Regions from separate parts of the Homo sapiens genome. Here region 1 is linked to region 2. A link is an interaction called in ENCODE POLR2A ChIA-PET data of the cell type or tissue named here. Cell type or tissue: A673. All regions are shown on one strand. Links, peaks and the distances in the headings refer to the core of each region. The heading gives the core; the rest is flanking DNA.

Region 1 (15,960 bases), core at 2,969-10,968, 510 kb before region 2:
TTAAAGAAAATAAACCCAAATGCTTCCATTTAATATTATGTACTGTGATGTTATTTAGATTATTAATAGTCTATACTCATATGATTTAACTAGATTTTATTAGGAGAGGTAGATATAATGAGAAGAGTTAGTGTCTGAATGGTACTAGGGATATTTGGGGAAGTGGCTTAAATCTGTCTTGAACTCCCTCTGCTGAGCTGTTGCTTTTTTCTTCTCCTTCTAGCAAATCCTTTCACACTATAAATGTGAATGATAGAAGGTGATCTACAGATATTCATTTCCTTCCTCTCCTTTTCTGAGCCATCAGGCCCAGTGGCAGCCTGACCTCTTGCCTCCCACTTCATCAGGGCAGTCTTGGTCTCCTCACTTGGAGAGTTCCTCAGAGACCAGGGACCTAAGGCCTCCAACTGCACTTTGTAGCCTGGTCCCCACTTCCATTATTCTTCCTGAGTTCCCAGAGTTTCTCTCCATAAGTTTCTCTCAGTAACTGGTCATATTTCTTGAGGTAATATGGAAAAGAGCCTAGCAGAAAGGCAGGCACAGAGTGAGTGAGTGCTGTTTAAGTTCTAGCTACCATCATCACTACTACCTACTGAGAATACTCTTTTCTTCTTTGGTAGCTTTCTTGAAACAAGGTCCCTCGTGTTAATTCAAGGCAGCTGCTGTGATGAGGAGATACTCATCCAAGCCTAGCCCCTTGGCTAGTAGGGGAAAGGTAGCAATAAGGACAATCCCTAACTGGGTACCAGAATTATCCTAACACTTCGGACTTCTGAAACTCTGTCACTGAACTCTGCTCTCTGGCATCACTTCAAAGAACTATCAAGTAGACTTAAAACATGGGCTTTGACATTACTTTTCAGTTTAGTAATAGTATTAACTGCTCTGTAAAATTTTCTAAGGAGTCATATTTTCTTCATCTTTTACAATATATTTTTTCTCCCTATGGATTTCACAATCTCTATTATATGCTAATGGCTTTGAACTTAACCTTTTCTGTGATATTTGGTAAGAGCAATGCATTACATTTTTTTTTCATTTTATAACAGCAAATAAAGTAAAAGCTAACATTTGATAAATTAGGCTCTGTCTTATGGGCTGTACATGTGTTCACTTACTGAATTCTCACACCAGTACTAGCGGGGAAGTACTATTTTTCTATACTTGAGAAAAGTGAGGTGGAGAGATTAGTAATTCACCCAAGGTAAATTGTAGAGCCAGCATGCATAAGTCAGCAATGTAGATCTGGGGCCCAAGCTTGTGACTACTATATTCTGCTACTTTCTTTGTTACTTTTTTACTTGAAATATTTAAATCAACCCCTTAAAAAAGGAATCTACGTTGGCTTTCTGATAGTCTATCATTAGATTACCTTGGAAATCACTGTCCATGATTTCCTTTATTAGTGGCACTTTAAAGAAAATTACATTTTAGATAATATATATTTATATAAGAAGTAGAGATAGGTATATATTGTATACTTACATATGTATATGCACTTATTTATATACTTAAATATGTAATATAAATAAAAATATATAAATACATATACACACACATTTATTTAGACTATACTCTAAGATAAATTTTGTGCTTCAGAAGCTAACATTGCAGAATTGTTATAAAAGTGTGATGTCCTTTGGGGAAGTCATTGCATTTCCCATTCTTGAAGCTCACTTTTAACTTAATCTGAAATTAAAGAGGCCTAACTGGCTAAAACAATGTAAAGGATGAGTTTAAATGCACAATTTCCTTCCTTTTTATATATGATAGCAGTGAAAGGATGTGTTTTAATTTGTGGACCTCCCACCTAGGACCATTTCAACAGCTTTGAATACCTGAGAAAAATATCAACTGCTAAGCCAAAATTATCCTTCTTGTAGGAGACTAAAATAGAATAATTCAGATTGAAGAGAGAGCTCATATCTAGGTTCCAAGTCTCACACCATAACCCATCAATGAGAATCCTTACCTCTAAGCCAAAGATGATTATGCCATTTTAGATATGGTTGCCATTTTACTGCTTCAGGAACTTACATAGATGAAGTAAAAGCAGTATTTAAAAACTAAATACAATTTAATTATTGCCTACTGTATCTGATACTTTACTATATTCCTTATGTACACTTGGTTCAATCACCTCATTTTACAGATGAGATAAGAAAACTGAGGCTCATGGAGAGTGATTGGATCAAGGTCATTCAGCTAATGCATGGCCAATATAGGTCTTGACCCTTTATCTCTCCATCTGATGAGCTTGTTAAAGACTCCCCAAGGAAATCTCAAATATTTTTATAGAGCACTGTTAATGGAATCTTGTATGGCTAGTACTCTAGCCACTACAGATATTTGTATTCCTATCCTGGGTATTGTCAACAGCTCTTATTGATCAGCTTTAGAGATAAATATCAAAGGTCTGAATGCAGAGGACTGTTAGGAAAGTTGCTGCCTTAAAAAATTCTCTCTCATTTTCTATCCAAAAGAGACACATTTGGAATATCTGACTTAGCAAGGCAAAGAATTGTTTGGGATGGGTAATTGCCAGCTTGACATTTGTTATTATGGCTTTGTCATTTTTACCCTGTAGTTTATGAAATCTGCTATTGTATATTGCCCAAAGGCTTTTAAAAATCAATGGTTGCATTTTAAAGCATATAGAATAAAATAAATTAAATGCCACAATTCACATTGTATAATTTTAAGACTTTGGGGAAGCTGGGCATATCAAGGTCAGGCTATTCTTGGGGTATTAAGAATACTAGAAGATATTGCTTCCAGCTCATTGTACTTTCTATATATTTTATGGTGTGAATTTTACTACATAAATGTACAAATGAGAATATATTAAGTGAATATATACAGATAGAAGATTTTTGAAATTTAATGCTGCTGAGGTAGCAGCACCAGCATTTAAGGATCTTGACTTATGAGAGGACTGTAGACATCTAGTGTCCTTTCTGTCATCTCATCAAAATGTAGAATAGAGAATTAAGAACAGGGAGGAGCTGTGTTTGCATGAATTGAAAGACTTTGTAGGCACTCCAAATGCTTATGAAATCTCAACCATGAAATTAAGCTTTTTTCCCCTATATGCCTTTATAATATAAGCCAATATTCTTCTTCATGAAGGTAGAATAGAATTTATTGACACATTTTTCTGGAGCTTGTCTCACTAAATAAAAATTTTCAAAAGAATTTAAGTTTGAAACAATTTAAAATATTATCTTTTTATATTTAAATCACTGACTAGATTGTAACCACCTTAAACTGTATTACAGATTTCCTGAGGTGGGGATCTGCATGTGTAATTGTTTGAATCCAGCAAAACGTGGAGCCCAGCATTGGGCATGCAGAGGAGTGCTATCGGCACATATTGGGATGAAGTGAGTCTTGGCCACTCTGCTCCTACATAGTGAAGAGCCAGTCGTACTCACTCTAGTTCCTCTCAGACTTGTGAAGAATTTGGCATCTACTTGTCCATACAACAAGTTTCATTTTATCTCCTACTGTATGCCTAAGGATGACATAAAAATTAAAAACATAATTACTATATTCTTCTTGATTTTTTTTTCAGCTGCTAAGTTTCAGAATGGCCTGTGATAGGGGACTTTCCCAAAGAGGTGTAGGTCTTATGTGAACTTGGCCCCAGGTGATTTAACCTCCCAGTGACCTTGTCATTAAAGCCCCTTCTCTTGTCCATTGGACAAGGATGCCCAGTCCCAGGACAGCATTTCTGCTGCCTTTTTGATCTGAAGTCTTGGAGCCTGCTCTTGTTACTGGCTGCTTTCTCTCTTAATGAATACAGACCTGCTTGATCTCTTCCCCAGCTTAGACTTTTTGACTCCTTCCTGTATAAATTTACGAGATGCTATCTCTCCATAGAAGATTTTGTAAATAAAACTAATATAGTAAGACATAATTATGTAAAATTATCAAGTCTTTGAGGTGGCAGGACCCTTTATTCTGTGGTTTCTCATGGTTCCTGTTGTCTTCATTGCCATACAATTGGCCTTGTCTTTGATGTTTATTTGCTATGGATTTCTTTATTTCTCCTTTATTGTATCTCTTTTTTTTGCATTCAAATGTAACCACTCCTCTACTGGTTTGCAGATTTGCTTCATGTCACTCCATGAGGAACTTATCAGTCAGCTATGATATGCCTATCACTTACTGAACACTGTGAGAAAGATGCCCAAATATACTTGACGTAGCCTCTACCTAAGTTCTTAAGGAGCTTAGGAACTTGGAGAAGATGTTTCTGTTTTTTCCATGCCAGTCTAGGTCATGGATACTGGAAAATTGAAAGCTCATTTGTATGTGTTTAAGCTGAAGGACGATGTTGATATTCCCTATTGTAATATTTTCTCTGTGCGTTTACCCTCCTTGCTTCTCTGAGAGAGACAGAGGAGGAAGGCAGTCCTGGAAAGGGCTTTTTTGCCTCTCTAATTCACATCTTCTGTGCCAGCTGTCATTACTGATTCCCTTGAAGTGAAAGGTCATGGCAGACTAATGCTTTCTTGAAGTATGGCCGGTAAAGCTGCGATCTAGTGCATCCACCCTTCCATTTGTTTCCCCGATTTCCAGGCAAGGCTTAGAAATGCTTAGTAGGACTTTGATACATAGTCGCCTAGGAAACAGTGACTTATTTTATCTAAAATATTGTATCATAAAGTGTGTTTCAAAATAAAATTTCAAATAAATTAAAATAGAAATTTCAAAATAAAAATAGCTAAAATCTGTTAAATACCCTCTGTCAGGCTTTAGTGAAAATCCTTTACCATATTAAAGTTTAATCCACACAACACCCTCCTAAGTTGGTACCTTGTTGTCTTCCTCATTTTATAGATGAGAAAGCAGAGGCATGGAGAAGATAAAGATGGATCTATGTACTTATCTTTCCCAACACCCAAATTTAGTAAGTGGCAGAGCTGGGATTTGAACTCAGGTCAGAATAGGTCTTGAACCACTATGAATCACTCTGTTAATCACATGCTCCTTTGAGCAGGAACTAAACATAGGCATTTAGATAAGGAAATGTGCAAATAAGGTGACTTGACTTTGAGGGGTTAATAATTATTGACCTATATACTATTTAGTAGTTTTAGGTTCTTGGCTCAAATAATTAGTTAGGGAAACAATGAGAAAATGAGAATACAAGTCAGGGTGTTAGGAATGAATTAAGACAAAGAGGTTCCAGCTCACGAGCATGACTTCAGATGGCCTCTGATATACAAAACAATGGCTGCCAATGCCAAAAAGCTTTATTCGTATTTTCATGACTTTATCTTAAGGCATTAATACCTGTTAAAATCCCAAATGTCCTAATAGGGAAGCAGGGAGGGGGGTATGGGGAGGGAGGGCAAGAATAAACTGAAATACTCATTCAACCAGTGATTTACAGAACTATGCAAATTACAAAGTGACAACTACCTATACTTTAACAGAGGTGTCTTGGGGTCTGATTCTCTGGAAGCAGAGCCTAAGATGGGATTCTTGGGCGGGTGCAGTAGTGAGGGAGTGCTCTCAAGTGAAACCTGTGAGAGACCGAGGGACACAGGACAGGGCAGGGGAAGGACAGCCTCAGTCTGATCCCATGGGGAGCTCTGGAGCAGAAACTCTCCATGGAATTAAGGAAAGCGGTTGGCCTTTTGTACCCCAGATAAGTCAGTCATTGACTTATTCCCCTACCACCCTCTCCTTCCTAGTATAGCCTCCCAGACATTTCCAGAAGACTTGGCTCCCAGAGACTGAGAGTAATGCTTGAGAGAAGGATACAGCTGTAAACAATTGGCAGCCACACTTTCAGCAGCTGGGGAATGAGTGATTGACCCTATAAAAGGAAGGGGTAGTAGAAAGGCACCCCAACACCGTGTACCACAAAGGACTTCCACAAAATACTCTGAGAGAATAGAAGAGGAAAGATAAATTCCACCTGGTGGTGATGATATTTATAGTTATTAACAGTGTAGTATGAATAAGGCATTTGAGTTATAAAGGTGTGTGTGTGTAAGAGAGAGGGAGAAGGAGGGAGAGAGGGAAGAAGAGAGCATTAAGTGGAAAAGGGAGAGATGGAAGGGACTTCCTACTTCAAAATTCTGCTCTAGTATTTAAAAAGCTTAATTACATAGGTTTTTAGAATTCACCAGAAGAGGAATGAGGACCATTGATAAGGTGGCTAGATTACATGTTTTCCCTCTGGAAGATCGTAATTAAAGAACAGCTTTGGTTTTCTTTTTTGTTTTTTAAAATAACTTTGTGGCTTTAGCCTGTTAAGCACATATCACAACCATGAGTTATTTGACAGGCCATCCTAGAATGGACGATGTCCTGTCTGCAGATATCTCAGGTCAGCCAGTTTGAGAAGTGAACACCTTTCTGGATGGATGGCAGGCAGAAGACAGGGATCACTGGAAATACCAAATACCCTCTAAGTATAGGGCTGAAAGGAATGCCTCCCCTTCACCCTCTGAATGTTCCTTGAAAATCAAGTGACAAAAGGAAGATTAATAGGATAAAAAGCATAGAAATTTATTTGATCATAATTTTAGATGACTATGGGAACCTTTAGAATGAAGACCCCAAAATACAGAGAAACCGTCTGTTTGTGTGCTTAGGTTCAACAAAGAAGTATGGACAGTCATATAGAAATACGACTGGATAAAAAGGGTCTGATCTAAGGCTCATAGATTGAATGGGGAAACCCAGCAAGGCCTCTCTGTTCCGATTCTTCTTGGCCTCTCTGTGCAGCATTTCTTCCTCCTGGGTATAAGGCAGAACTCTCTTTGGAATGAGGGTCTTAAGTCCTACAGTCAAACGGGATAGGTCAGAGAATTTCTTTATGGCCAGTTTTCACACAGAAAGGCAAAGGGAAAGAGAGTAGTATTTAGGTCTCATGGCTGGCTTCAGGGAAAGGGGGTTCTGGTTTCCATGACTCACCTTGGGGAAGAAGGATTCTGATTCCTGTGGCTAGCTGTTGGGGAGAAGGAGAGGCCAGAGACAAGAGAGCAGGAGGTCAGAAAGAGTCCTTTGCTTCTGAGGCTTTCATTTGGGTATTGTTTTCGGAGCCCCAGGAGAAGCTTCCCAACAGCCTTGTAGATAACATGCTTAAAAAAGGATAATAATTCCACCAATGCTAATAATGTAGAGATTTGGAGCACAAATATTTATTAAAAAATACCTGATTTTAAAAAATTCCTCCCTGGTTTGCTTGCTCTACCATCTGGTTCCACACTTACTAGAGCAGTATTAGCATAATTAAATTAGCACTTTTCTATCTCACCTTCCTCTGTTCTGGCATGTACTGTAATATATCCATTTGGGGGGACAATATTGTTTGACAAGCTATTTATAAAATTAAGTTAGTTATATTCCTTATTAATGTAATCTGAAATAAAGGATGGGCTCTTGAATGATCCTTAATGACTTTTTCAAAGAGAAAGTAGAAAAAAAAAGATCAAGCTGATTGTTATTACTATGATATTGTTCTGTTTTTTCTTTTTTCCAAAACATAGATAAATTAAGTGACTGTAAATTTTCAACAACAATGAATAAGCTGATGAAGATCAAGGTGATGCCTTCAAGTGCTCATCAAATTCCAGGCTTGGGGCCAGCCTCCTTGCGTAGCACTTGTAATCTTTTTTCTCCTGCCAGAAATCATGTTTCTCAATCCTGTTTTGCTCAGCATCTTAGGCAAATCATGGCTTGAATTGTACACATGATTTTAATATAATATTCAGCAGTCTTTTCTTAAAGACTCAGTCGCTGTACATTTCTTCCACAAAGAACACCACCTTCTTGATCACAGTACTCATAATTATAGCAGTGGGATATTCATGACCTTTGTCTAAACTACTTAGTTTGGCTACAGATTTAGTTTCTGAATTAGAGTCATAATCTTAAGTATCTCTTAGAAGGGCCAGATGAGAAATGAATGTTTGCTTCATTTAATTTTTTTTGTTTTGAGATGGAGCCTCACTCTGTCACTTAGGCTGGAGTGTAGTAGCATGATCTCGGCTCACTGCAACCTCTGCCTCCCAGATTCAAGCAATTCTCTTCCCTCAGCCTCCCGAGTGGCTGGGACTACAGGTGTGCACCACCATGCCCAGCTAGCTTCTGTGTTTTTAATAGAGATGGGGTTTCACCATGTTGGCTAGGCTGGTCTTGAACTCCTGATCTCAAGTGATCCTCCTGCCTCAGCCTCCCAAAGTGCTGGGATTACAGATGTGAGCCACCATTCCTGGCCTAATTTTATAAGCATTTACTTTGTTTCATCAAAATATCACTGGAATTCTGGTAGACAACACGTTGCAAGAAGTGAATAGTCTTCCTCCAAAGCAGTTACTTTGGGAGAAACAAAACTCTACCAAAGGGTAGTGATACTGACAGTTTTGCTTAAAAAAGAATCGAAATCTCTTTACAATTTTACAAAGCAGAATTATGTCAGCTAAACTGTTGTCTTGACTAATTCCTCCCCTTACTTTGGCCCAGCATTTCCAATTTACTTCCCACTTTCTCGCCAATTAAATTACTTGGTATATTCTTTCAATTGCTGTTGCCACCTGTGGATCTTTCTGCAGTCCTGGTCCCTGACGGTCCATGTGTTTGTGCCATTGACTTCCTGATCTCTAACTCCAGTGGCTGGTCTGCACAGTGTGTGGCTTGACTCCTCTGGGAGCCTTTGACTGTGTGGGCTGTCCCCTGACTCCCCCGCTCTTCCCCAGACTCACTGTCTCCCACTGGTTTCTGGTGCAAATCTCCTCTCTTTTAAATCTCTTGGCACTTTCTTCCTTTTGTTGGTTCTGAGTTCATCCTCTGCTGGCCTCCCTTAAACAGGGGCCTCTCTCAACCTTTCTCTGTAGGTCTCTTCTGTTCTCAGTCCACACAGGGTAGGAGTTAAAAGCTGTAGAAGTGGAATAAAATCTAGGTTTGAATCCTGACTCTGCTCTTTATAGGCTCTATGACTTGGAGAAAATTTCAGAGGCCCCATTTTCTTATCTATAAATTGGAAGCTATAATATTTATTCCATCTTGAACAACCTAGAGAATTATGTGATTTTTTTAAAGTAAACATTCATTTCTCATCTGGCCCTTCTAAGAGATACTTAAGATTATGACTCTGATTCAGAAACTAAATCTGTAGTCAAACCAAATAGTTTAGACAAAGGTCATGAATATCCCACTGCTATAGTGCTATAGGGCTTGTATGTAGAATAAACTCATTAAAAATGATAGATTTGGCTTTAATCTCTGGATAAACAATTCTGTATTCCCTAGATTGTAACTACCTGAAGGCAGGGGTACTTGTTTTGTTGTATCTCCAGGACCGGAATAAGTGCATGGCATGTGGTAAGCAGTCACTCAGTGGTTGCTGAATGAATGTCCAACAAAAAAACTTTCAATGAAATAGTGACTCCCAAATCTGGTTGACTATACTGATTTCTCATCTAAATTCTAGACCCCAATTTCCTAACTCTTTCCCTGTAGTTTTATGATGTTAAAATGTCAGACAAATTAAATTTAACAGAATGATTTGCAAATCGGACAGCCCCCTTTCCCCAAACCAGAAGATGCTGTTTGGAGAGACACTACACTGTGGCATGGCCAGAGAGGATTTATGGACAGAAAAAAAGAAAGTGACACACAGGAAACGCAAGTGTGGTACAGAAACAGCAGGATTGGTTACAGCTCAGTGTTTGCCTTATTTGAATATGGTTTGAACAGTTGGCTGCCTTTGGCCAAAACACAGTGATTGGTACAAGAGTAGGTTACAGTCTGTTTACACAGTTACAGTTCACTATGTACGGAGAAACATTTAGGCTGGACTTAGAATATGTAAGGAGGCAGCATTAGGCTAAATTGAATTTAACACCAGACATCTCAAGGTAAACATGTCCGTGAACATGCTCTTTTCCTAGCCTGTATCTCCTTTCCTATTAATACTACCATCAATTAACTGCCTGCCATCCTAATTTCCCTCCCCTTTTCTCTGGCCTCCCATATCTAGCTGGCTTCCAAGTCCTAATTATCTTTACAATTGGCCGCTACCCGCTGTTTCCATAGACCCTGCCTCAGTTCAGACCCATCCCCTTCTCATATGCATTATTCTTCTCACTTCATAACTAGCCTCCTTTTAGTCTTGACTTAAAGCATTACCTAAGCTGATCCAAGCACAAGCTTTATAAAACTCAGAGTCATCTCAGTTGCATAAATGATATAGCTAAACACCCATACTCTGAGGGAAGGTTCTCCCAGCTGGCCAGGAAATGAGTTTAGAGTTTAGGCAGGCTCTGGAATTTAGGCCTCCTGCTTTTCACACCTAAGCTTCTTCCTTGGACCACAGTGCCTCCCCGTAAGGAAATAGATGCCAGGACTCTAGCAACTTTTTTAAAGGGCTACATTTTTATATAAGAAAAGTTCAAGGATCTTTTATCATTTCATTAGTTGGAGAAGCTAAAACAATGCACAGAATTTAAGTCATAGATGCACGATAGTGGCAGTGCCTATGCAAGTTCTCAAATCTGAATCATGAGTTTGCTGCTTTTCTCTTGACCCTTTCTTGCTTCTCTGAATTTACAAATGTGCATGTGAGAAAACATGCTTCTCTTTAAAGATCCAAGGGTAAGAGAGAAAATAAGAATCCAGATAATAAAGTATAGCTACAAAAGGGAGCCCACTTAGTTTGGAAAAACCATTACTGTATCAGAATGATGTATCTGCAAGTGACTTGCATGAACATATTTTATGTGCCCACCAGCATGTTTTTTGTGGTTCCCTGCAGCAGATACTGCTCTTTTATTACTCGTTAGCCACTTAAAATCCAGCCCAATTTTAACAGTGCTAAAAGAGCAAGAAAATTTATTTTAAAGAAAAAGGCTACATTCTTCTAAACTGGAGTCATAATATTAATACTTAAAATGCATGGCAACATGCTGGGAAAATGGGATAGTTATTTAGATATATTATAAAATGTAGCCCACCACTTTGATGTGATTCACTACTATTTCACCAAACCAATTTAACAGTACCCTGTAGAGAGGGAATAGTGCAATTAAAATTAGTGACAGAGATTTTCACATGCATAGATCTAAATCAGGGTAGGTTGATAATGAATTAAGTAATTTTGCTTCCTTGTGAAGTCACATCCATAATAGATTCATCCAGGATGGAATTCATGTTTAAAGGACCTGTCTACTCACAGTATTCTGACTCAATTGACAATATTCCTGGTTGTTTTCCTTCTTTTCTTTTTTGCTTTTTCAGTTTGGCTTTGATGACAGAATTTAAAGTGGATAGTCATAATAAATTAGTATAATCTGACTATTTGATCTGTTTCAGCAAAGGCCAACTCTTTTCAAAACATAATTTCACAAATCTAATTTTTAAGAAATCAAAGCCACACAACTATATGTGAGTCCTTAGATATGATAAATATATGCTCTATAACTTTTTGGTGTGAGAGCACACAATAAAGTTATTCACATATTCCCAGTACTTAGTTTCATATGAAAACACCAAGGGTACCTACATTGGTTTGACCCTACTGGGGTACTCTATATTGATACTTACAGTTTCATGCTTTCTGTTCTGAGATGAACTGTGTCTGCAACAGTTGGTAGCACCTACACACTGTGTGCATGACCACATCACCATTAGATCTTCGGTTATGTTAGTCATTTCTACATCGAAAGTAGGGTTAATTTGACCTGAGAAAGTTGATAAAGAGCTATGGATATACTATTTCTGTGACTTGCAAAAAGTGTTAAACGTACTTACAAGGAGAACACGGGAGTAGTGAGGATGGGAATGAATGCAGTTAACACAGTAATAAGAAGGAAGAAATTACTCTTTGTTCACTGTGGCCATCTGCAAGGTTTGTGTAGTATCTCTTGTAGATCTTATCTGAAATTGGTAACCTTCTGCCATACCAGAAGGAAATGCAAAATCAACCATTTGTTCTAGTCCTCCCATCTCCCTATTATGAACAATAATATTTATTTTTAATAATGGTGTCCCAGTTTTAATGAAGTAATTTTTTTAAAAAACTCATGAATTTCAAAGCCACAGAAGTGTTGATTCTGGGATAAATCCCAAGTTTACCACTTCCTAACTCTGAGATCCTAAATAAGTTACTTCTTTTTTTTTCCCTGAGCTTCATTTAGTTCCTTCCTTTGTAAAATGAGTGTAATAATGGCAATTATTTCACAGGATTATTGTGAGGATCAAAGATAATGAACATATCATACTTGGCATATAGAAGGTAATTTATAAATTATTATAAATAGAAATTATGATTATTTTCTCATGCTTTAAGATAAATGATACTATGACAGCAGAATGTCTGTAAACATATATTCTTCTCATAGAAAATTTTGTTTCTTCTAAGGTAGAATTCTGCTTTCTGAGGGAATGATTGGTAGATTGTAAAATTTCTTGATTTGTTGATTCACTCACCAAACACTCATAGAGTGCCTACTATGTGCCTACTATGTAAACATAACAAAGCCATACCTCCACCAGAGCTTACATTCTAGCAGAGAGAAATAGACAAATGCACATGTAATGCCATGATAAATGCTGCAAAGAAAAATCAAGCAGTATAGGGTGACAGAGAGTAATAGGGGATGATATTTTAGATAGTGTTCCAAGTATTTTTCTCTTACAAAGAAAATCCAGAAACACAAAAATACCAGCCATTAACAAAAGAAAGACCCTTATTTCTATTTTATAGAGTTGCTTGATTCCCAGCAGATATGCTCAAGTGTGGAGGCAGTGTGGTCAAATGGAGGATACATGGGTGTTGACAAGCAAGAAGTCTTTCTAGTCCCAGCTCTGGCACTGATTAACTGGCTACCATATGCAGTTCACTGTATCTGAGTTTCAATTATTTATTTTTCAGAATTATCAAGTACTTATTTAGTGCCTGCTGTATGCTGGGTACTTGGAACAGGCAAATGAACCAAACAAAACTCTGCTTTCATGGAACTTACCTTCTGCCAGAGAAGAAAGTCAACAAATACATATGTGATATTAGGGAAAGTGCTATAAAAATATAAGGGGCTAGGTAAAAGGAATAGAGTACAATAGGGGATGACATTTTTGATGGGATGCCAAATGTTTAGCTTCTCTGAGAGGCAACATTTAAGCAGGAACCTCAATGAAGTGATGGAGCAAGTGATACAGATCCCTGAGAAGAGGCCACTGAGGGGGCAACATGCAGAGCCCTCATGGGAGTAGGCTTGATGGAATCTGGGAAAGGCAAGGAGGTTGGAATTGCTGGAGCAGAATGAGAAAGGGGTGAGTTTGGAGTAGTAGCCAGGACCAGACAGAGGCTTTGGATTTTCTAAGAGGGAAGGGAGGATGTTGGGAGGGTTCAGGATGGGTATAGACCTGATCTGAGTGATAAAAAGATTACACTAGTTGTTGTGTAGACAGTATACTAGGAAAGGTTAAAGTGGAAGCAGAGAGACTAGTTCAGAGGACCGTTGCAGAGGTTCGGGTTGCAGAGGTTCGGGTGAGAGAGAAGGGTGGCGTACACTAAGGTATGGTGAAGGGGGCGAGAAGGAATGAAATTCAGGTTATATTTTGAAGGCTAAACTCAGCATAATCTGTTAATTGGATGTGGATTTGAGAGACAAGAAAGACAAGGCTGTTTCCAAAGCTTTTTGCCTGAGCTATTGTGAAGTCCTTAGGAAACACACGAGTTTGGAATGGAGGGAATCTGGAGTTCAACTCTGCACAAGTTAACTTTAAGGAGATGTCATGTCAATACAATGGGATGTGAATCTATAGTAAGATTGGAGGTTGGGGCTGTGGAAGTATACATTTCAGAGTTATCAGTATGTATCTGGCATTTACAGTCAGAAGGCTACGTGATGTCACCTAGAGATAAATGTGTAGAGAAGGATGAGTTCTGGGAAAGGATCTCTAGACCTGCCAATATTTATAGATCAGAAAATGATGAGGACTTTGGGAAGATCCAGCCAATGACTTGATAGGACAATAGGAAGATTTCAGAGTCCTAGAAGCCAAGTAAAAAAAAAAAAGTATCTCAAGAACGATAAGGGGAAAAAAAAGAATGATATGAAAGATACAACAAATATATGAAAATCATTTTGAGGATATAAAAACCACTACTCTAACAATTCTTCTGGCTCTTCTTAATTTTACAATCTGGTGTGAATAAATGGTACTCACTTTCTAATTACAGTACTTAAAGATTGAGCATATCTCTAAAGCATGACTGACAAAAAAAGGAAAGTAAACAGATTTTAAATTAAAGCATTCTAAGTTCAGTGATATTCAACTCAAATATATCATACCACATTTTGAAGTAAATGCTTTTATCTTAAAAAATGTTAAGAAGCTCTACGTAAAATTTTAATGCGAGTGTGTATATAATTTGCATGAGCAGAAAGGACACGAAGATTTCTTCTTGAAGAACAGCATAATAATAGACATGAAAAGAATCACAAACATCACAGTTAAATGAGGTCAAACCCACGAAATAACTATGCTGTAAATATTTCTAAGTTAAAAAGCTTATTCCTATGTAAAAGTACCAGTGGTTCTCAAACTTCAGTGTTAATCAGAATCACCTGGAGAGCTTATTAAACACAGATTTCTGGGTCCCACCCTCAGGGTTGCTGATTCAGTAGGTCTGGTTTTGGCCTGAGAATTCACATTTCTAACAAGTTCTCAGGGTATTTCATGCTGGTGGTTCCGGGACCATACTTAGAAATCTCTGGATAAACTATAGCTCCTAGGGCAGAGCTCCTCTTTACTTTATGTTTGTTAAAGGTAATAATAATAATGACTATTTCATTTAATAATGTATTCATTTAATAATGTACCAGGCACAATGCTAATCATTTTGAACTTATTTCATCCTAAAAAGAATCCTACGAGATAGTTGTCACTTTAGGTACATGGACACGGAGGTTGGAAGGAGTTGACTAACTCGCCTAGAGTCACCAGCTAATCGCTAATGAAGCTGCCAATACAACTTTTCTCTGCCAGAACAATACTGGCTAGAACCTTCTTCCTCAAAGTGTGGTCCATGAATCAACCTCATTGATGTTACCCGGGAGCTTGTTAGACATGCAGCATCTTAGACATACTGAATCAGATTCTGCAATTTAACAAGATCTTCAGGTGATTCCTATCACCTTTTCACCCTGGAATTTGGAAAGCATAGGGGTAGAGAGCTTTTTAGCATAACTCGGAGCACATAGGCAATCAAGAAAACATTGGGGGGAAGGAACAGTTCAGAAAAATAGTTGGGATCTTGCATTATGTAATGTCAGAATACAAAGTATTCTACCCTGGGAATGAAATATCCAAAATGCCCAAAATAGCAGGTTGAATCGCACAAAATTGCCAGTATTTAACTCTTTTTGAACTGCAAAAAAATCATTTTAAAACCTAATAATTAGAGTGAGGAACCCAAATTGAAATGCCTGTGAGACCCAAAGATAGATTGCAAATGAATAATGGCAGCTGATATGCTTTATTGAAATGAATGAAAAACAAATGTCAGAAGCTCTGCAGCCTAACACTGTGTGAAGGCAAGCGTGTATGCTGAATGGGCGTGGCCTGTTACCTTGCAGTTCTTGAGTTCTGGCGGAGAGTCTCAGCACACAAGAAGCTTATCTCTGAGTAGCTTCCTTGGTAGTGGGTACCTGTCCAGGGACCAGTACCTGTTTTCACCCATTTATTCCAGTGTAATTATAAACATACCCCTTTTACTCTCCTCTCAAGGGTCTCCTTTTGGGTGACAAATTGTATGGTCACCCAACTTATAAGAAACTTGGAAAAAAGTAATGTTCAGAAAAATATGTGTATTAAAATAATAGCAAAATTGATTATAATTATATATTTAAGATTTAAGCATTAGTGTTGTAAAATGAAAGAAAGGTTGTTTATTACAGTTGGTCCTAAGATTAAGAGCCATGCCAATACTGA
Region 2 (15,960 bases), core at 6,656-14,655:
TTCACCTGAAAATAAAAAGGGAAAGGAGCGAAGATAGACCCTCCCAAATTTTCTTCCAAATGTGAAATTTTATGATCCTTTAAAATAGTCAGTCACTAATTAGGCTTTTGAAAAACACCAAATTAATACTTGGTCCTTGTCCTTACTGGTCGATATTTTTAAAGGCAAACAGAGACGTAATAATAAAATGTGTAGAATTCTTTACAGTTTATAGTCACCGTTATCTCCATTTCACAGAAAAGGAAATTGAGACACAGAGAGGCTGCGTGACTTGCCCGTGGTAACGGAATCAGAAAATTGCGAGTCGAGACTCTTACTGGACCCAACTTTGACCCCCTTCAATAGACTCCTACTGGACCCAACTTTGGCCCCCTTCAGTACCATGATGGCCACAGGCAAAGCTGGAGATCAGAGGCCAGGTCAATCTGACATGCTGACAGCTCCCTCCCGGTAGCCTGTCTGCCTTCCCCAAATGTTTTCCAACCCAGACGCCTTTAAATTGCTTTGGAATAGAATACCAAGTGGGGATTTATTTAGCATATCATTTCTGGATGTGTGTTTTCCTGAGCATTTATAGATCTGTGTTTTTCCAAAAAGCTGAGTGTTCCTGATAAAACAAGACAGATAATGATAAATGAGCATCTATGTAAGCCTAGCTGGGAGGAGGACCAGCGACTGTTAACACCCCTCCTGTGAAGTTAATCCCATTTCTTTTAGCTATTTCTCTATTAGTTAATGAGGTCTTGCACAAACGTGTGTCTGTGATGGTGTTTTAGCATCCTTGCCTCTAGGAACATCTTCAAATATTCATAAAGTAGCTCATCTGACCAAAGCTTAAAGCAAAGGTGCATTAAGTATGAATTTAGTCAACTTCAAATGTGGGTGGTCGAAAAGCTGCTGCTGAAATAACCTAAATAATCCTCCTTATTGGTGCTTCCAGATCCACAGCTGTGGGCGCCGACGTGAAGGGTGACAGGGAAAAGGTATTAGCTGAAGCAGCTAGAACTCTGAAGGGCAGCCCTGTAAGCTTTGATCCTGCTTCCTGACTGACAGTAGTGTGGGCCCACTATTGGAAAACCAAGTAACTTAAAAGAAACAAAAATAAAATGGAAAAGGAATTGCCAGTGGAGCCCCTGGGAAGGAGAGCAGACGCGAGATCATATTGTTCCTGGGAGGCACGAGACCTACTTCCCACTCCAGTTCCTTATAGCAAAGGAGGAAAAGCAGAATCTCAAAAGATAGCGTGGCACTCAGTGATGCATTTGGAGCGGCAAAGCACATATGGACACTCAGCCACTAAACTGAGCTCCATGGTACTGTGAATCATGGCAGTTACCTCTATGACTTGGCTTTGGAGGATTCCCCACACTATAGCAGAGTCGTGGGAACACAGCTAGAGTTGATATGCACATGTGTGCACGCACACCCCCACCCAGCCCTTCCTTCTGCAACCTAAGGCATAGTGGCACAAATCCTGCCTATTTTTTACCCTTTTATGATTTTGTTTCCCCAGAGCATCATTTGAGGAAGTTGTCGCTATGGCTCTTCTATGTGCAGTTTATATGCAAAGTTTGCTTGGTTCCGGGTGGCCTGGACTATTTTGGCCAAGAAACTGAAAATTACAGCCCAATATTTTCCTTCCTATTTCCAGGCAAATACCTCTGAGCTGCCACTAAGATGGTTCAAGTCTTCCTGACCCTACTTTAGTATGAGCTCCAGGGACAAATCATGGGCCAAAGTCCTCTGACCATCAACCCCATAGGGCACTGCAATAAATCACTGTACCACTGGGAACTCAGTGCTGCATAACAGGAAATATCTATCCTTGAAAGAACCCATTCATGTCATTGCCACTGAGTGTTTTATTCATTGGAGCCTTTGGCCTTTTACAATATCAACCCCTGAACGAAGGAGGGCTCAGAAACCACACATCTGAAAGGAGATGGCCATGTAATCCCACTCAAGTACAGACCTGGAGAGAGACAGATGTCGTCCATTAATAAGGGCTAATAATGCACATGTTTCCTTTTGCAGCTCAGTGCTCAACTTATTGGTCATTTTATTTGGTTATGAGTTTTCCCTTAATGTGAAAAAAAAGTCCTTAAAAAAATAGCAACAGCACCATAAGAATGCTGCCTTGAGGAACGCCTGGAATGTAATAATACTATTTCTTTTTTGTCTCTTGCCACAAGGACACTGAGGGCATGCCGACAGCCATTATGATTACAGAAGATACAAGCTAATGTTGGTTGTTCCAGATGTAATTTTGCATTTCTCATAAGAAATGCTGTTATATCTGGGATGTAAATTTGACTGGTGTCCTGTACTTAATGTTGTTTTACAGGTGATTCACATAACAGGCCGGCTACGCCTGAGAGTGTCGCTGTCCCACGGGAGGACCGTCCCCAGCCAAATCATGGGTCTCGTGGTTGTTGCGCATGCCTTGCCTCCCCCTACGATCAATGAAGTCAGAATTGACTGCCATATGTTCGTCACTCGAGTAAATATGGACCTCAATATCATTTACTGTGAAAATAGGTACTTTGTTTTTGTTTTCATTTGCCCTGTTGCACGTTGCACATTGGTGAGGGTTGTGTTTCAGCCGTCTGAAGGATGGTACTCTCCCAGTGAGGTTCATTCTAAATCCTGATCTTGTTTTTAATGGCCACTTGGACTGACACCAAACATGCTTTTTATTTAAAATTTACATTGCTGCCCTGATTTACGTTAGGGACAACAATTAAATGAATCGGGATACCCAGACATCCATATGCTATAAAGAAGGTCCATTTTGGCTGAGAACCCAAGGAGAGAGCAGGGCTTAGATGCCATTGGCAAAATGATGCAGTAAAATGTATTGCCTGATGCCTCATCGGGACCCACTTCTGCCTAATTCGAGGGCCTGGCCTCATGGTGGTCAGTGTTCACACAGACGCTAAGCATGGAAAGAACAAATGAGAATCTGAGGTCCACAGAGGAAAAAGGATGAAAAAGAAATTTACAAAGCTATTAAATAAAACTTTGTCATCCTGAGGATTTCACTTTTATAAATTAAAAAAAGATGACTCATCATACAAATGAGTTGGCAGTTCTTCCTCAAGACTAAGCTTTTATAAAAGGACTTTTTAGCCTCTGGTTAAAAAGTTCACTTTTTCCATTAAGCACAAAGCAAGGGACAAGGAAATGGGACATTGCCCCTTCAGACCTTTCACCTAGAAGTCAGCAGCCCCTTATCAGACTGATTGGAAGAGGAAACCATGGGGTGCAGGGAGGGCCGTGGAGAGGAGCCGCCCACATACCAGGTGTGGGAAGGAAGCTCTGGCGATACTATCCTTCCCCGGGTGCCACAGGGAGAAATACTGCGTCAATTTGGGGAGGATGCTTTTGCAGCGCTGTTGTCAGGCTTATTCACTGAGCCCTGCAAGTGCCTTCAGAGGAGAAACTGAAGATCCGAATGGTCAAGTGACTTGGGGAACTGACCTCTCCAGAGACTAACCAAGAAGATAGCCCCTGCATTCAGTCCACTGGGAAGCGCTGAAGATGTTGAGATCGAGTTGGAAACTGCCTATCATTTCTGAACAGGACCTGATTCAAAGGAAATAATTCACCCTGGGAAAAGATAACCCACCTGAGCTATGAGTGTTCAATAGGGTGGAAGATCTCATGAACCTGTTGCTGTTATTTGATAAGAAACTCTGAATCTGCATTTCAAATTTTGTTGGCATTTATTAAAATGTTTATGATCGTGACATCGTGGGTATGTCTGAGATATTCTGGAAGGGCCACAGAACACCAGGAAACATGCGTTAGCCAGAATGATTCGCTGGAGTTGGCAGTTCCTAATAAAGATGGCTGGCGTTTACTGATCACTTACTACACATGGGGCGTGTGCAAAGCTCATCACCTGCACAATTTCACTTAAGCTTTAGGACAGTCCTGTGAGGCAGGTGCTGCTGCTGTCTCCATTGCCTTTGGGCAATTTCAGCTAAGAGAGAAACGTTGACTGTCTCATCCTCAGCCAAGAGATTCAAAAGCCCATGTAGTTAGCTACATCCTGTGGAGTCTCCTGGAGTCTCTTCTTTTTCTTCAGAAGTCAGACTGAATGGCAAATGACCAGAAAGAATAACCTCTGAGGGGGACTTTTCATACATATGTACCCATGAAAGAACCAAGTTACAGCCCACAAAGCTATTTCTTCTCTAATTAAAAATGTAGAATGCTGGAGAAGGAGATCCAACCAGGGAAGACAGACATCAAATCAGAGGATGGACTGTGGCTTTGCTTTTTTGAAAACACACATCAGCTCCCTTGATTTAGCTACCAGCCACCTCTCCCTCCAAAGAACAGGGCCTCGTCTTATTTACCAAACTTCCAATGATTGTCCTATCCCAAAACATCACTTAATTTTCATTCCTGTGATCAACTCATTAATTCTTTTGACAAGCTCCATGGACCCGAGTGCCTCATGGTGCCACTCTAGTAATTGAGATCATTTTCTGTGACCTGCTTTTGGCGTTTTTCTTCCTCTTAAAAAAAAAAAAAAAAAAAAAAAAAAAAAAAAAAAAAAAAGCTTTTCACAGTCCCCTTTATTAGCCAATACAATACAGCATTATTTCCCATCTACAGATGATAGTAATTATGAAAAATACCTGTATGAAAGGTAATTGCATATTTGATCTGAGGAAAAGCATATTGTGTGCCAGGCACTATGCTGTGTTAATTTCATTCCATTCATTCATCCCCTCACCAACCTTTTGGATTATTTTACAGAAGAAGAAACTGAGTCTCAGAGTAAAAGGTGCCATCAGGATTCTGATCCTGGTGTAGGTCATCCAACTGGTCTGGTGCTTTTGAGATATGTGTTAAGAGACCCTCAAATGCCGGGCTAGTCGCATTCACCACAGTAACAGGCTCTGGTACAGAGAAGGGCTTGGATCGTTTTTTAAGGATTTAATTCAAGAAAAGAATAAACTAAAGAAATGCCTTCCCTAAAGAATGGAGTGGCTTTTTCCTGGGGTTTATTATTTAATTAGGGAATTGTTAACTAGAAACTAAGCCTTGCTCCTTGACTCTGCAGACCATTCTTCTCTGCATTCCCAAGGACGGCCTCAGGCAAAGCCGACATCTAATGCTTTCAGAGGAGCTGGCAAATTTCAGAAACACCAGTGAGGGAGGGTCTTTTAATGACATCCTTGTTCCCTCATTTGCAGAAAGGGGGTTTAACTGTGCTTGGAAGATAGCTAATGGTTTTAAGAAAACACCGACTAATCTGTGTCATACCTGAAACCCATGAAATCCTTAGAAAACCCTCCTTTTTATTTCCCCAGTTAATCTTATCTTACCTAAAATCCTAGTTTGGCCAAAAATATTATTTGAATTGCTAGACACTGAGAAATTCACTCGATGGGTAATATATTTTAATTATGTTTCTTTTTTTGTTTGTTTTTCTTTCTTATTTCCCTGCCTTGGGGGCCAGAAAACTCTCCAACAATGATCACATGTGTTTCTTAAATGTGTCATTTCTAAAGATTTACTTCATATTTCAATAGACCATATGCCGTAAGTCATAAAAAAAAAAAACACATGAAGAGTAAAGAGAATAAATTAAACAAAAAATATATTCCACTTTGGACTGACCAAAAGGAATCTGCACTTGGTAATACAGAGGGTAACAAGCATTTTGACATGTTTGTGTAAACCAGGCGGATTCCCCCAACACGGTTTCCAATTTGGGCTCTATTTTTCCATGCTCTGCCTGAGGACATCGACGTCTGGACAGTCAGTGACAGAGGCTTTTACACACACGTACTGTCGAGCACAAGCCTGGAAGAGCTGCTGAAATGGTTTAAAAGTTTTTGTGTGGAATCCACCACAAAGTACCAGTTAAAAGGGCCAGGAGTGAAAGCCGAGCTCCCAAATGACTAAGACTAAAAAAGATAATACCCCCAGGCATCTGTATGTCTCAGCATTTAAATTATATCCCTTGAAATGCCAATTTGGACTTTGTGCCAAGAAGCTGCTGAAGCCCTTTTTCATGGAAATACCCAATAGAAGACCAATCTGTTTAAATGAAAGGTGTCTCTAATCATTTGGTATAAACATAACATGTTTTTATTTTATTATGTAACCTTGAATTATCTTGGCCTGTAATGAGGATCTTGCATTGTTACTGATTCTCAATAATTTCATGAAATTATGTTGTCTAAATGTGCATTCTTAATGCCAAAGAAAGAGAAAAACCTATCTAATTGTTGAAACACAATCGCTTGATCTAACGCATTTCCTACTTTTGAAAAAAGACTGTTACGTGTTAAAGAAATAATCTTATGTATAAAGGGTTTCCCTCACAGTGCCACCTCCTCACGGGTACAGTAGTATAATGAAATGTGTCAGTAGAACTGTTTCTAAGTTATTTGACAGTTTCTTTATATTTCCTCCTTTCTGAATTCCAGCCTGTGTTCTTCTCTTTGTAGGATTAGTGATTATATGGATCTGACCCCTGTAGATATCGTAGGGAAGAGATGCTACCACTTCATCCATGCTGAAGACGTGGAGGGCATCAGGCACAGTCACTTGGACTGTAAGTACCTCCTGTGTGGGGGAATAACCCCGGCTGGTGTCAGCAATCTCTGAGGCTTGTTTGGTTTCAGTGCTGATTTTTCCCTTCATCTTTCCTGTGTACATTTCAGATGACTGTCAGTGTGCAGTGAGAAAAAGTGAGACATAAATCATTTCAACGCGTGTTAGAATTAGATTGAAAGTTGGACCTCAGGCCTAGAGAAATTGCTGGATCTTTAGGCACTCACCCAGAATTCTGTGGTGTCTTTTGCTGTCTCTCCTATAAAGTGGTGGGGAAACCTTTGTCTTAAGTGCTACCTTGACCCTTTCATTTTCTGGAGAACAACTTCCACTCTGAAATTTGTGGTCTCAGTTTCAAAGTACACATGGGAGAAGACAAGTTCAAATAAGCCAGAGCCTTATAAAAATGCCTATTTGACCAGCCACAAAACTGGGGTGAGGGGAAGCCAGGGAGATGGGGCAGAGCACGTTCTTTAGAGAAAATGTTGTGTGGACACAGCAGCTCTCGAAGACAGTGCTTTCGCTGTTTCTGGAAAGAGAGTTATTCAGAAGAGTAGGTATCTCCATCCCCCAACTCCTGGGGAACAGAAACTTATCTCAGCTCTTTGAATATGGCTCCCAGCCCCTGAGCCACAGGCTGAACTCCAAAAGACCTTCTGTGCATGTGAGCAAAGCAGGAGCATCAGTGGTGTGGCTGGCTCCAGCAACACACCAGCAGAACCATGCAGGACCCCGCATCCAACCGCCCTGGCTGTTCGCACTGTCCATGGAAGGGGTCTGACTAGAGCACTGATCTGGTGGCCCTCTTCTGACCAGAGGTCCTTTATATGACCATTCAGGAGATTCTTCCTGAAGATGAGTCTCCCCTACCCCCTATCCATGTCCCTGGAAGCTTCTAACCCCAGTTCAGACCTCTGAATTTAAATACAGTCACATGCCACTTAGCCATGTTTTGGTCAACTACCTACCACATATATGATGGTGGTCCCATGAGATTGTAATACTGCATTTTTACTGTACCTTTTCTGTGTTTAGATATACAAATACTTACCACTGTGTTACAGTTGCCTACCAGTATTCAGTAGAGTAACATGCTGTACAGCTTTTGGTCTAGGAGCATTAGCCTATACCATATAGCCCAAGTGTGTAGTAGGCTACACCATCTAGGTTTATGTAAGTGCACTCTGTGGTATCCACACAATGATGAAATACCCTAGTGATGCATTTCTTAGAATGTATCCCCATCATTAAACAACACACGGCTGTACATGCAAGGTGCCACAAATGAGATGGTACAGCCTAAAGTTGAAGCATTTATACAGAAAAAGCCAGCCAAGTGGCCTTTGTATTTACCTCCTCTCCCCTTTCTTATCTTGGTCAAAGAGAGCTATTTCTTATCTTTCCTGCCCTTTGCAATTATTTCTTCATTTCGAACTCAGAAACATGGAGATGTTGAGCTAGCCAGCACCTCAAAGTATGAACATCCTGTACTGTGTTTTTAACCCTGCGTTAGCAACACTGACATGGAACCAAGTTCAGTGTCAGAATCTGTATATACCACGTCTCTGGAAAGAGCCTGCCTGCAAGACAGCAGATTCTACTCCCAACACGGAGTGTGTGTGTCTTGATATTGCACACCAGGGATTTAGGGAACACACTTGTTGCTGAGAATGAATGGGTGTTGTGTATCGTAGAAGCAGATGGCTCTTCAATTAATTGGGGAAAAAAATGATGTGGTTTCCTGAAAAGAAACATCAGGTTCTTTGTTGCTCAGAGTTTAGAGAAAATGGAGAAAAAAATCAGGATCTTTGGAAGAAGCCATGGATATATTTTTGGAATAATACAGGCTAGAGATCCAGACTTCACAAATGAATATATTGTTTTGAGGACACTGTCATAGACCATGTGTGCAGAGGGAGATGCCTTCTCATTTTGGAATCTTAATTAAGGTCTAAATTCAGAAACCTGAGGCTGACAAAAAAAAAAGAACTTTGTCTTCCTCAGTTATTATTTGGAAAACATCATGCATCATGCTATCTCTCTGGGATTTGATTTACAGCTTGAAGAAACACAATTCCTCAGGAACAGTGAGCGAGGGCAGTTCATTTCTCCCCATTAAGCAAAGGTCTCCAACAAATATGTTTGATGCCTTTCTTTCCGATTTACTTTTATCTCATTTTCCGTACCCAGAATAATTTGAGAGTGCTGAAAATAAACCACTCCACCATTCACTATTGTGCTATTCTCCTAATTTTTCTGGTATCTTGCCAACTAATAAACAGAGAAGGTATGCTTTCAAATTCTGATTTTTTTCATTACTTGATATTGACATACCGGCTATTGCTTTATGATTCAGCCTACTAACAATGATTGGGTTCATTCTTTTAACTCATACACATGACTTCTAATTTTGAGTTCTTTTAATAACCTTAAACACATGAAAAACAAATAGAATGAGCTGATAATTCTGCATAGTAAAATACACTTCACATATTTAGCTATCATGCTGTGGAATAACTCCACAATGTCAAGTAGCACACAATTAGTAAAACTGTAGGGGGAGGAAAAAGAGTGTTTTGATCCTGAAGAAGTTTGATCCTAATCAGATTGAAATTTCAGCGTTCTTGTAGTGCTTAATATCTTCAATCACACACACAAAAAAATCAAACTGATTCCAGTGTCAGGTTTTGCATTCTGTGACTGAAATAAAATGCTAAAATATACAAATGCATCTCGCTTTGTACAATAAACATTAACATCATTATAAAGTAAGATTGAGTCTAAAATTGTGTGATGGAATGTCTGATGTTTACCTAATTCTCAAACCAAAGCCAGCCCAGTAACAAAATGACAGACCATGTAATAAGTCTTGGTTGTGTAAACACTGGAAGAAAAGGCAAAAAGCCAGCACAGCATCTTGCTTTTCCAAAGCCCTAGGCTATTACTGAAGGATGCCTCAACTGTGCCTTCTTGGCAGGAGAAGGTCATGGCGACATAGAATCAGGTCAAGAATAAGATAGAATTCTAAAACAAAGGGATGGTTAAAAAATAAACCACATTAACTATTTAGTTTTTCTTCCTAGAGCTATTGGCACAATTCCTGGTTCTGTCCTGAAAGATAGGTTGTAGTCATCTGGTAATATTTCTGATTTTTTAATATCTGTCTTATGCCCCAGTTTGATAAAGCGTTTTTTTAAAAGACTTAATAGTCTTTGATAACTAAAAATACTATCTTTATCACTTATATCTTTTTTCCTTGCCTAGGCATCTGTAAATCCATAAATGAACTTGTCTCTAGAATAAGAAAAGTAAAGAGGAATATCAGCTGTGCCAGGATTACAACTCTGATAAATTGAACCAAGAACTTTAGAGCATCTACTCTTCCACTAAGTTAACATGAGATGACTGATAGTTCACTGGATTTCAACAGAAAGAATCAGTAAGAATCACATTATTGACGCCAACATGGTATGTTAGTGAAACTACACTGGAACTCTAAAGCCTAGGGAGTTCTAGGGCCCCTTCTTTCACACTGTGACCAAAGACGTCTGTGATTTCTTTCATTTAAAACCAATTTCACCAATTATTCAGGTCAAATCAACATTTAAAGGTTAGAATTTTAAACCATTCACATTAGTAATTATTGGGGCATCTTCACCTCTTCCTCCCTCCAGTTCTCCATTGCTCAGGAGGTACTGGCTTGGGAGATGATCACTCACAGCTTCCCACAGTTACACACTCCAGTTACTTATGGTGTCTGTGTGGCTCTTCAATTATGAGACGTTTCAGTGCAACCATCTACCACTCTACTTCTGCCTGTAGCCCCCCAAAAATGGAGTGCTAAACCAAACAGAGATGCATGCTTTGCACTGCTCTTTATTCCCATTTAATCCAGCCCTTTGTCTAGAGAAGGAGCTGAATTTGTCTCGAGATATCCCTAGGGTTCTTTGTGGGTCCAATCAGCAACAACTTTCTAAAACCTTAAAGAGTGGCCTAGGGGAAAACTTCCTTTCTCTTTATGATGTTCTGCTCCACCAGGGAGGCTCAAGGCTCTGGAGCTGTGGGATTTCAGAGAAAAGGAGCCAGAGACTGTAGGTGTGGTGGCAGTTTTTTCCTTCCTAGCACCTGACCCAGTCTCAGAAAACTCTGGAAGAGTTATTTCAGAAAGACAGAAGGACTTCAGATTGCCTTTGAGATCACATGCAGTTAAAAAGCATGGCCTATCCAACATACTTGGGGGTTGTTTTTTTTTAAAAAAAAGAAAAAAACAGTAGCTTAAGTGTTTATTTCTTAATTACAAACTTCTATACTTTCTAACAAAACTAATATACAGCTACCTGATATAATGCATTCCATGCTGTTTTGCATCAATAACCCCTACACTTCCCTCCTGAAGGCGTCTCATCGCCAAATGCAAGCAGACTGCTTAATGCGGGACTAATTAGTATATCCCCTTCCAGTCTGCAGGCCCTCCATTGTAATTCCTTCCCAGCTCATTTTTTTCCACAACCGAGCATCAATCAAAGTAAGTGCCCTGCCTGCCTAGGCAACACAAGATGTCCTCCATGCATTTGTCATCTGCCACACAAACAAAGGGGGAATTTAATTGTTGGTTTGGGTATGCAGCCACTGCACACAGAAACGGAAGCTGCAAGTGAAGGAAAGAGAAAAGGTGGAAAGTTTGATGGGTGGGCCAAATGCAGATAGCACGGGGGACTTTTTTCTGTTTTCTGATCTCAGCCTTTCTTCAGGGGTGGGTCTTCAGGGATTTAGCTGCAACCTGGTCATTGGCTGGACTCTTCCCAGAGCAAGTAAGTGTTCCCCTTCTGCCATATGAATATGAAAATTCCCATGAAAGGAAATGCATGTAATAGCTACCATGTCTGACTTTCTTCAGAAGCCAAGTCAGCCTTCATCGTGTGCCTGGCCATTAACCGAAAAAACCGTCACAAGGAGGCAAGATAAAGGCAGGTTTTTATGCAGGGATGAATTTGTATTATTTTGTCTTAGTTTTTTGGGGGGGTGGTGTGGGGGGGCGGGTACCGGCAGGGAGACAGTGCTTGTTTTGGCTTTTCAAGTCCATGGGCAGGCAAGCACGGAGTCAGAGACCAGCAAGAGGGTTGAGCTCCAGCGGCGCATCCCTGCTGCGCTTACTACACTGTGCATCAGTGGGGCAGTGGTGTCAGCACCCCCTGGGAACTCAGAGACGCACATTTTAAGGCCTTCCCCAATCAGAATCTGCAGTTAGCAAGATCCCCAGCTGACTCGTATTCATGTGAAAGCTTGAAAAGTACAGACCATACTAGTCTTTAGACGGCACTATTTTACACGACGTAAACAGTAAATACAAACTGAGTATCTGAAGGGTTTTCTTTTCCTCTCAAATTGGATGAATTCTGAGAACAGTAGCAAAAGGTGAGTAGTGAAATAACTCTCAGGGTACTCGATCAGTATTCCAATGAAACAAGAATAGGATTAAGAAGCTGACTTCTTTACAAAGATATAAAGTTTTAAATATCAACAGGAAAAATTTAACAGAGTATACATAGTACTAATATCCAACCTAGTAAGCAAAAGATCTTACCGTTTTTTTCCCTTGGGCGAATACTTTCCTGTGTACTTGACTGTATGAGTGAATATGAGCAGTCGTTTTTTTCCTATTCAAGTTTATCTAACATTTGTGAGCACTTACTAATGCAAAGCCTGTGTCATTGCTGTGAGGTTTCAAAAGCAACTAAGGTATGGTGTCCACCTTCGAGGAGCTTACATACTAATAGAGAAGGCAGCATGAAACAGCCAATTCTGAATAGCTAGTATGAAATGAGGTCTGTTAAGATGTGCAGACAAAACACAGAAACCCCAGAGGTGAAAGCAACTAAGGGGAGGATGGAGAAAAAGCCCCAGGGGAGGCAGATTTTCCCTGGACTTTGAAAGAGGATGGCAAGAGAGATGGAGGAGTGGTCTAAGGCATTGCAGGCTTAGAAGAGCATAGGAGAGACATAGAACACAAACACATGATCTTTTCTGTCTCCCCAGAGAGCAAGCCAGAACTTTGATTTGACTGACAAATTCTAATAAAATTCTCACATGGATTCGCAAGCTTCTCATTATTATTTCAATTAGTAGCTGCTTTTATTTTTTATTGTTATTTTTATTTATTTATTTATTTATTTATTTTTTTTTTTTTTTTTTTTTTGAGACAGAGTTTCACTCTTGTTGCCCAGGCTGGAGTACAATGGCACGATCTCGGCTCACCACAACCTCCGCCTCCCGAGTTCAAGCAATTCTCCTGCCTCAGCCTCCCGAGTAGCTGGGATTACAGGCATGCGCCACCACGCCCGGCTAATTTTGTATTTTTAGTAGGGACGGAGTTTCTCCATGTTGGTCAGGCTGGTCTCGAGCTCCCAACCTCAGGTGATCCACCTACCTGGGCCTCCCAACGGGCTGGGATTACAGGCATGAGCCACTGCGCCCAGCCTAGTAGCTGCTTTTATAGTTTTTTTAAAACCTTGTATTCAACAAAAAATAACCCATTGCTCTTATAAGGCACGATCAGAAGAAGAAAACAAAATCAATACTTCTGGCCGGGCATGGTGGCTCATGCTTGTAATCCCAGCACTTTGGGAGGCCAAGGCGGGTGGATCACAAGGTCAGGAGTTCGAGACCAGCCTGGCCAACACAGTGAAACCCCATCTCTACTAAAAAATACAAAAATTAGCTGGGCATGGTGGCAGGTGCCTGTAATCCCAGCTACTCAGGAGGCTGAGACAGGAGAATGGTGTGAACCCGGGAGGTGGAGCTTGCAGTGAGCCAAGATCATGCCACTGCACTCCAGCCTGGGTGACAGAGTGAGACTCCATCTCAAAAAAAAAAAAAAAAAAAAATCAATACTTCTGAGTCATCCATTTTCACCTAAATCAGTTAACCTAAATAAAATCAATTCCATTACTTCTTATAATGGCATCGTGTTCTCAATCTTATACAAACTATTTTTTAAATTGTTTCCTGAAAACATTCAATGATACCTCACATATCTCAAAAAACATCAAACTTTTTTTAACTTAAATGAGTGGCATAGGATTTAATTCATGTATGTGTCTAACATGCAACAGTTTTCCCATACATGCAGGGTTAACTAAAGATCAGGTCATTCAAATCTCTTCATGAACTCCCACATCTTCTCTGGCTTCCTAGAACTTTTGGTGGGGCATATCGACTAGAATGCACCTGGTTACAAGTAACAGAAAATCCCAGTAAAAATGACTTAACTTTCTCTTCATGATCAAAAGACTTGATCAAAAGATCAAGATAGCATCCCCATCATCAGTTCCTCATAGGGCAATGTCCAAAGTGCGGAAGGGGTCAGTCGATGTTTTGTGTTCATTTTGGAGCTCACAGAAAACATTTCCAGAAGCACTTCCCCACCACCCCACAGCAGGGAGAAGCCTCTTGTGTCTCATAGTCCCGTGTGTCGAGTGACCAAGCCTAAGCCACTCACTGGCAAGCGGGTAGAATTACTGTATCTGGCTTAAACAATCGAGGTTTATTCTCCTGGGATTTAGGAGGAGGCCATCAAACATAAAACCCAAAATCAGACTTTTGTTATCCAGAAGGAAGTGGCAGAATAGCTGTTGAGCAGACGACCAACAATGACTGCTACATGGAAGAATCTATGTTTTCACAATAAAGTACTTGGATTTCTAAAAATCTACATAACAGATGAACAAATGGAATTTGTCTGGGATCCTGGAAATGTTTCTGACTTTCTGAAACACTAGTTTTTACATACCTGTGCCTCACTACTCATGTATTTCTTTTTAAAGATGTTTGTTTAGTGGAGTTAACAAAATGATTGCCTCCAGAAGCACAGGGTCCACCAGAGACAAAATAAATCTGAGTATAAGGTCCACATCATCCCTTTTGTCTGTTTTCACTTCTGCCTATGCCCTAATCAGATTAACTGCTTCAGTACTTGATAACACTTAATTGTTAAAGGGAGGTGAAGAATGCACCCAGCCCAAGTCAGACGCCCTTTGCGCTTTCATAGACCTACATACCACCTGCCATACAGTTGTCACTGTTGTAAACTTATTAGTGAAAATGACTGATAAGCATCTCTTTCTCATTCAAAGGCAAGTAGAGGTAAATCCCTCTTTCCAGAGTGAATAAACTTTTTCAACAACCTCTCACAGTAGAGACTTCCACTTGAGTTTCATTGCCCAGTGTCTCATCATATTCCAAACCTAAAACAATCCCTGACTAGGGGAATGCAATTATCAAGACTGATGGAGACTAACGTAGGACAGGCCTGTGACACATTTTGCACACTCTGATATCCCCCAGTGACTAGCACAGAGTAGGCACTCAAAAAAAATGGATTGAATGAATAAATCCACCATTGTCCTCAGTTCCTAGCCTTAATTTTTTTAATTCCATGTTGAGGAGTTCACCGCTTCTCATTTATATAACAAATTCCCCCCCCAAAAGAGAAGGTATAGGTCCTAAAAAAAATACTCTATCCTTAACTATTTTGGGTTGAGAAGGGAATGAATGAGTGGGACTGAAACTCCCTGGTCAGACTGAAAACAGCTCGTAAAATACTGTGATCTCAGATGTCCCTCATGCCAACAATTATTTTGATTCTCCTTGTCCTAGAACACTAACAGTGTTTAAAAGCCTTGTTCTCCAATTCAGTACATTATCATGAAGAAAAGGGGAATTTATTTTTTAAGCTTAACAAATTGACGCATTCTAAATCAATGAAAAGTTTTCTGCATGATTCAATATTAACAGTCAATAAAAATCTATCAATTGGCAGTGTATAGGAAAAAACCTCCCCTGAGGTTGTAAATCACACAGATAGCAATTCAAGCAGGGCCTGTCATTAGCGTATTAGGGGGGAAAATCCATCGATGATGCATACTCATTCACAAAACATCTACAGGTCTTCTGTCCTTAAGCTCATAACTCACAGTAAGTATCAAATATCCTTCAATTCTACCAAATATTGCTCAGCATATAGATTTACAAAAAAAAAAAAAAAAACCTAAAAACCAATTTCTGGATGCCTGCTATTTAAGACATCTAGCTCACTAATTGCAAAATCTATAGAAAAGTCTGCACAGCATCAAAGCCTCGGTTGATCCTATGAGCAGTTCTAAATGAAAAACTGTCTCTTTTGCGAGTAAATAAAGCACTTAATGCAGTTTCTGGCTATAATTGTGTTTCTCCTGTGGGTTTTGAAAATGACCTTCCTGTAAGCCTCAAGGACTGTAACTTTTTAGATAAGGAAACTTGTTCTTGTTTTAAGTCTATGTCAGGTTCATTCCCCTATAGCCCAGTTTTCAAAAGCCAAAGAAAAAGTAATCCAGAATTAAAAAG

The links. ChIA-PET counts read pairs that join two places held together with the same protein. Peaks named below come from ENCODE experiments on the same cell type or tissue, not always from the same donor. Only the 100,000 strongest peaks of a DNase experiment are listed, where the experiment ranks them.
Region 1: POLR2A ChIA-PET joins it to region 2 with 13 read pairs; 2 of 35 experiments call an interaction of 5 or more read pairs at or near these places.

The regions. Positions count from the first base shown.
Region 1 is chr14:33,264,475-33,280,434 of GRCh38, forward strand. The region is part of intron 3 of NPAS3 (neuronal PAS domain protein 3); the gene reads left to right. Among named protein-coding and RNA genes, the nearest start is that of NPAS3, 330 kb to the left of the region's middle. In A673, for the core only: no CTCF peak of the experiment used is centred there; no DNase peak of the experiment used is centred there.
Region 2 is chr14:33,771,993-33,787,952 of GRCh38, forward strand. It overlaps NPAS3 (neuronal PAS domain protein 3), which reads left to right. Exons shown (of 12, transcript NM_001164749.2): 8 at 2,345-2,538; 9 at 6,474-6,580. Among named protein-coding and RNA genes, the nearest start is that of SNORA89, 71 kb to the left of the region's middle. In A673, for the core only: no CTCF peak of the experiment used is centred there; a DNase peak (open chromatin) is centred at 11,079.